2 separate regions of the Homo sapiens genome follow, and region 1 is linked to region 2. A link is a loop called in an ENCODE intact Hi-C map of the cell type or tissue named here. Cell type or tissue: adrenal gland. All regions are shown on one strand. Links, peaks and the distances in the headings refer to the core of each region. The heading gives the core; the rest is flanking DNA. Region 1 overlaps LOC105376626 (a long non-coding RNA gene). Region 2 overlaps CD44 (CD44 molecule (IN blood group)).

Region 1 (2,925 bases), core at 323-2,822, 210 kb before region 2:
TCAGTAGTTAAAGGTGGTGGCCTTGATTTCTCAGAGGGAGAGGAATCAGCTTTGAAGATGCCTGTCACAGACACTAGAAAATCCAACCATCTAGGGCATTGTGTCTGCTGACTCTGTGCTGAGGGATAGAGCTAGAACCCAAATTCCAGGTCCCTGTGTGTTGAAAACAGTCAATCAGCATTCTGACCCTGCCCTGATTACTTTGAATTCAGTGGCCTGGAAAGCCCCATTGATTTCACTGTCTGATTTCTGGAAGTCAATTGAAAGAGAAACATAGCAGCAAGAACCTAAAAGAAAATACAAAAGTTAGCACCTTCTAAGAATAACTTACTGGTCCCAAGTTGGTGTCTATACCTAGTCAGCACCATTAAGAGTCATCCCCGTGGTTGGGGGAAGGTATACCTACAAGGTATTGTCTACATGGGGATTTATAACTTTTACTCTTTAAGGTTTGCCTGCTTGCCAGAGATGTTGCTTCGTTTACTGTTGTTGCTTTCAAAACAGTTGCCTTTTATTTTCCTCTTGCCATGGAAACTGAAATAAATAAAGAGAAGCATGGTTTTTGAATGTTCTCCAGCTTTAGATGCATTGAAGTTTTCAAGATCAGTCAATAAGCATTTTTCTGCCCAATTACCTGTGAGAAGATGTATCTATTGGGAATAAAGAATGGGGGGCGGGGGGTATTGGAAAGGCTGATCAATAAGGCTGGGCTTCATGTCAAACATGTCAATGTATGCTTAGGCCAGTTTCAAATGTTTGGTGGCATTTTGTTCACAAAAGGATAGAGTGTGTGCATCATATTTGTTTTTTTTGTTTTTTCACAAAATTGAGTTAAATCCAGTGCTTTTGTTATTGGCTATTCTTCATGTAGCTTTCTTTAGGGTGGTTGTTTACAAAGACTTCGGCATGGTTTCACAGAGACTCATTCCAGTGGAATCCAGTTAGATGGTCCTAATGCTTTCGTTCCAGCTATGACATGTGTTTTGATTCACAGTATGCTTGGATGGACTGTGTGGATGCTTCATTCCTATGGAAGACATAATTCAGAACAGAAAACTTGTAACAGCAGCATCTTGCCTGCAAAATTATTTAAGAAAAAAAAAAAAAAGACTTTCTGGTTAATACCAAAATCTTTAACTGTCCTTTAGATAGGTACTGTTTCAAGTAATTAACCCACTGTGATTCTCAACAATGGGTCCATAATAGCCTTACCTGAACATTAACTCCTCCTATTTGCCCCCATTACTCCCAGAGATTCCAGTATTTTTTTAGTGGGGCTTTGGTGGTGGTGTGCGTGTATGTATGTATGTGTATATGTTATGTATACACATGCACATATGTGCCTTGGGTGTATGTAACTATGTATGTATATACACACATATTTTTAAACATAAATTTTTATAATATTCATTTTAAACAAAAGTATACAGATATATAATCTTAAGCACCACAGGTGAGTTTGAAGTCCAGCCATTGTTGGGAACCATGGAATCAAACACAATTTTTTAAAAGCACTTTGCTTTCATGACAAATAATACACTTAAGGATAGGAAGAGAAGGAGATGCTCACAGATACAAAGACGTTAAAAAAAAAATGCCCATGTTCATGAAGGGGCTTGCTTACAACCAATTGCTCTCTTATTTCACGGGCTCTTTTGATTTTACATAAAGTTCAGTGCTATAAAACTCTGTAAAATTTCATTATGTTTTTAAAGTCAGAGGCAGGGAAAAAGTCACCTCCAGGTGTTTAGAAAACTAAAAAAGACTGCCATTTCACTGGGCTAAGTTTGAAGCCCCGCAGATGCAAGTGCCTTGTATTCATGAGTCCACAAATAAGGAGGTGTTAATGATCAAGGTAGTGGTTGAGTGGATCCTGGTAAATACAGCTTCAATTGGAGATGGACTCAAGCAGTTCAGCATATACAGCAGACACACAAGCTGATGATAACCACTTACTATGTGCTAGGTACTGTTCTGATGCTTTGCTTACATCACCTCATGACATCTCGACAACAAGGTAGGTATTATTATCCCTGCTTTATCAATGAGAATTTCAGTCACAGACCCTTGACCACATTTGCTCAGCTAGTAGGCAGGGACTGGAACTCAAATCCGTGTGACTTCAAAGCCACGCAGCAACCACCACACCAGTCATATGCTCTGCCCTGTGGATTGGGCCATATTGAAACAATAAAGACCATCGAGCTGATGGATTTCGAACCACTTCAGAGAAATATGTAAAAGGCTTACATGCAAAAATATGTTCAGAAGACAAGCCAAAAGGCCAAGTATTCTTGTAAATGTGGCAGTGATGACTGAAGACTTTATTAAAAATATATTAAGCATGTAGATAGAGAGTGAACTGCTCATAAATCTAGGTGGTTTTGTTTACTTCTATTTTTCTGTATGTTTGAGATATTTCATTGCTGATTATTTTTGGGCAACGGGACATGGAAGAAAGTTGATAAGCTCTTCTGAATTATGACTTATTCAGGTAGTTTTGCATAAACCAGAGGGCAGATAATTGCTGATATGACCTCAACAAAGAGATAAGGTGGAGAAAGGAATGTTTGCTAATTATCTACAAAGGAAAGAGAAAGGTGAGAAATAATAAGTTACCTGATTCTCTGTGTTCTGTGCTTACTTGTTCCTCCAAAGCATTCTCCCCAGCATGTCTCTTCCAGCTTAATAACTGAAAACACTTAGTCAACAACAATACACTCTAGTGGAAAAGAGATCCTGTTAGTTTTCTAGACGATGCCTGTTGTGGGTATATTGTTTCCAAAATTATATTAGTGCTCATGAGCTGGAATCGCTGCACTTTACACACTCAAAATTATGAGACCATTTGTCCCCGGTGGTAGCTCAGTTTTTGGAGTGAACCTCAAAAGCAATCCTTGGCTAACAGAAGATTCTTCCAGATTC
Region 2 (2,925 bases), core at 135-2,634:
ATTTTCTGGGAACTGTAGTTGAAGAGATTCAGGTTATAGCATAAGAAGAGCACTGTTTCATCGTCTTCTTGCTGTTAGGAGGTCTATGAAGCAGAGAAGAACTTTCCTTTGGAAAACAACTAAATGAAGACAGTCACCTCGCTAGAACTGACACATGGGCTGTTTTTATATTCTTGAAGGCCACTCTCTCCCTACCTGAACCAAGACCTATAGGTTTACATGTTATTTACATTTTATATATAATATATATATATATATATACACATACATTATATATACACAATAGTAATTCTAGCAACAGAGGAAATGACCTTTAACAGGGGTATAAATCTAAATTTATAAAAGTATAAATCTAAATTTCTTACCCAAGACACTTTAAAGATACATTATTTTTCTCCAGGACGTAATTCATAGGAATATTAAGCCTTTTGTAAATGTCCCTTTAGATGGTTTCTCATAAGGTAAAAGAAACTTATTTCCAAGCAGGACCACCTTTATTGTGTCCCCAGATCACCTCACAGGGCAGAAAAATGCCCCTCAGTCTGGGAGAAGACCTAGAGAGAATTATGGACTCCTTACTGGTTTTTGGAAAGCAACCAACAGCTAATTCCAACACCATGGGCAGCCCATACAGTCTCTAATTATCTGAGAAAATCAAATGATGCTGTTACAATAATTACGCTGGTACAAGTTAATAAAAGTGCCATGTTACAGTCAAACAGCTATGTTGCTATCTATACCATTGAGGGCATAGTTTTAAAAAGTAGTTATGCTACCTGATTGTATAAGGAACAAAACTGAGAGAAAAAATCTAAAAGGCCGCCTATGATTGAATGGAAAGATTTTTTTTAGTTGAATTTAAATAATGTGACTTGGGGGAGCCTTTACAAAGAGTCTTTATACCTCCCTTCAGCTTCCTCATTTTCCCTTGGATTACTTTTGCTCAATTAAATATGAATTTCCTATTGTGTGCAATCAGCCCTTTATTGCCAAGCCCTAGAATGCACCACTTTTGCTCACATACACAGTCCATAAGCTTTGCACATGTCACCATAGAAACGCTGGCATGGATGCTGTCGACATTTAGGGAGACCTCGGAGAAGCATCTCAGCTGTCCCTAAGAGCAGCTGGAGTCCATACATTGGGGCTGGGTATCTCCCCCATCGTCTGTGTCTTGTCAGCAGCAGACAGCAGAGAAGGGGCCTCATTGCTGCCCTCTCCCTCCTCCCAAGACCAGCAGTCACCCTGGCAACCGGCAAACAGGGACACACAGGGTCCGGCACAGCGAGTATCTCACCAGGAAAGTAGCTGCTTGGATGCCATAAATTACTATGTCCTGATTTGATAATTGAAAACAGATTTGCCACGCAGCTAAAAGGTGGTGAACAGCTGTACGGGCCCCTTAATGGGCTCTGTGATTCTAAAGCTGTCAACCCATTTCTAATCCCCTTCAAAGGCTGAGGCTTTTCTGCTTTGAGTGTCACATTTAAGAGAAAGAGATACAGAATCCTATTTTCATCAGAGAAAGTTTGGTTGAAAATGGGGCCTCCAATAGGTGTTCATTTATTCAGCAAACATCTTTTGAGTGGCTCCTGTGACTACCAGCCCTGGCAAGGAGAAAGAGAAGGTAAAAAACAAAAAGAGTACCACCCCTTTTCTAAAAGAATCTTGAGGTTTAGTGGCAGTATTGGCCTCTTGAATTTGAATTGGCTAATATTTATTGAGAACATTCCCTGTGCCAGACACTGTTATATAAATTATGGTTAAAAGACAAAAGTGGAAAATCATTAGTCTCTGAAGTTGACATACAAGGATGGGTCATGGGCTTGCATGATGAAGTGATCTGTGAGTCACGTTGTCTTAAAGATGCTGGGTTGGGGGTTCTATTACTTCTTTAGGTTTTTCCACCCCTGCCATCATCCAAAACAGCTTTCTTTGCTGTTCCTCATGTCACCTGACTCCTTGAGTTACAGCTCTCCAAGAGAAATCATATTTTATTCCCTTTTCATGAGAGCACATAATTATTTTAGGAGTCAGTTGGGTTGATAGATACTGCGTGAGGCTCCAGAGAAGATTTTCCTTTAAAGAATCTATCTGGGCCAGGTGCAGTGGCTCACTCCATGTGCAGTGGCTCACTTTGGGAGGCCGAGGCAGTGGATTAGTTGAGCCTAGGAGTTCAAGACCAGCCTGGGCAACATGGCGAAACCCCATCTCTACAAAAAACACAAAAATTAGCCGGGCATAGTGGCGCATGCCTGTGGTCTCAGCTGCTCGGGAGGTTGAGGTAGAAGAATCGCTTGAGCCCCGGGAGGTGGAGGCAGCAGTGAGCCATGATAGTGCCACTACAGCCTGGGCAACAGAGTGAGACCCTGTCTCAAACAAACAAGCAAACAAACAAACAAACAAAAACCTATCTTATTTGTCTAAAGAGGAGAAAAAAACATGAGAACTTTACTATGTTGCTTGTACATAAAAGCTGTTCATCAGCCTTCACTTTAATGGGAATAATCGTCTTTTCTATAAACCCCAGCAGGCAGTCACCCACACTCCAATCAGTAGGTCTTCTCTACGCATCGCCATAATTTAGAAATATTTTCCTTCTCTTATGCTACAGTCTAGCTCCTGCAATCTGAGCTCACCCAACCTCGTCCTGCTGTCTAGAACAGTGCTATGCAATAGAACTTTCTGTGATGATGGAAATATTCTATACCTCCACTGTCCAATATATAACTACTAGCCACAACTGAGCACTTGAACTATGGCTAGTTCAACTGAGGAAGTGAATTTTTAATTTCATTTCATTGTAATTAGTTTAAATTCAAATAGCCAAATGTGGCTGGTGGCTACCATATTGGATGGCACAGCTCTAAAACAGTGCAAAATAAATCCCTAAATATCGTTAAGGATTGTCAGGTAGAAGAGTCA

What was found. Peaks named below come from ENCODE experiments on the same cell type or tissue, not always from the same donor. Only the 100,000 strongest peaks of a DNase experiment are listed, where the experiment ranks them.
Region 1: it touches region 2 in a loop (2.0-fold over the local background); 14 of 110 quality-filtered maps call a loop at or near these places.

What each region holds. Positions count from the first base shown.
Region 1 is chr11:35,013,592-35,016,516 of GRCh38, forward strand. LOC105376626 (a long non-coding RNA gene) reads right to left here. Exons shown (of 4, transcript XR_001748180.2): 4 at 1-2,925. Among named protein-coding and RNA genes, the nearest start is that of MIR1343, 73 kb to the left of the region's middle. RefSeq lists an enhancer at 301-350. In adrenal gland, for the core only: no CTCF peak of the experiment used is centred there; no DNase peak of the experiment used is centred there.
Region 2 is chr11:35,222,357-35,225,281 of GRCh38, forward strand. The region is part of intron 17 of CD44 (CD44 molecule (IN blood group)); the gene reads left to right. Among named protein-coding and RNA genes, the nearest start is that of CD44-AS1, 8.8 kb to the left of the region's middle. In adrenal gland, for the core only: no CTCF peak of the experiment used is centred there; a DNase peak (open chromatin) is centred at 1,157.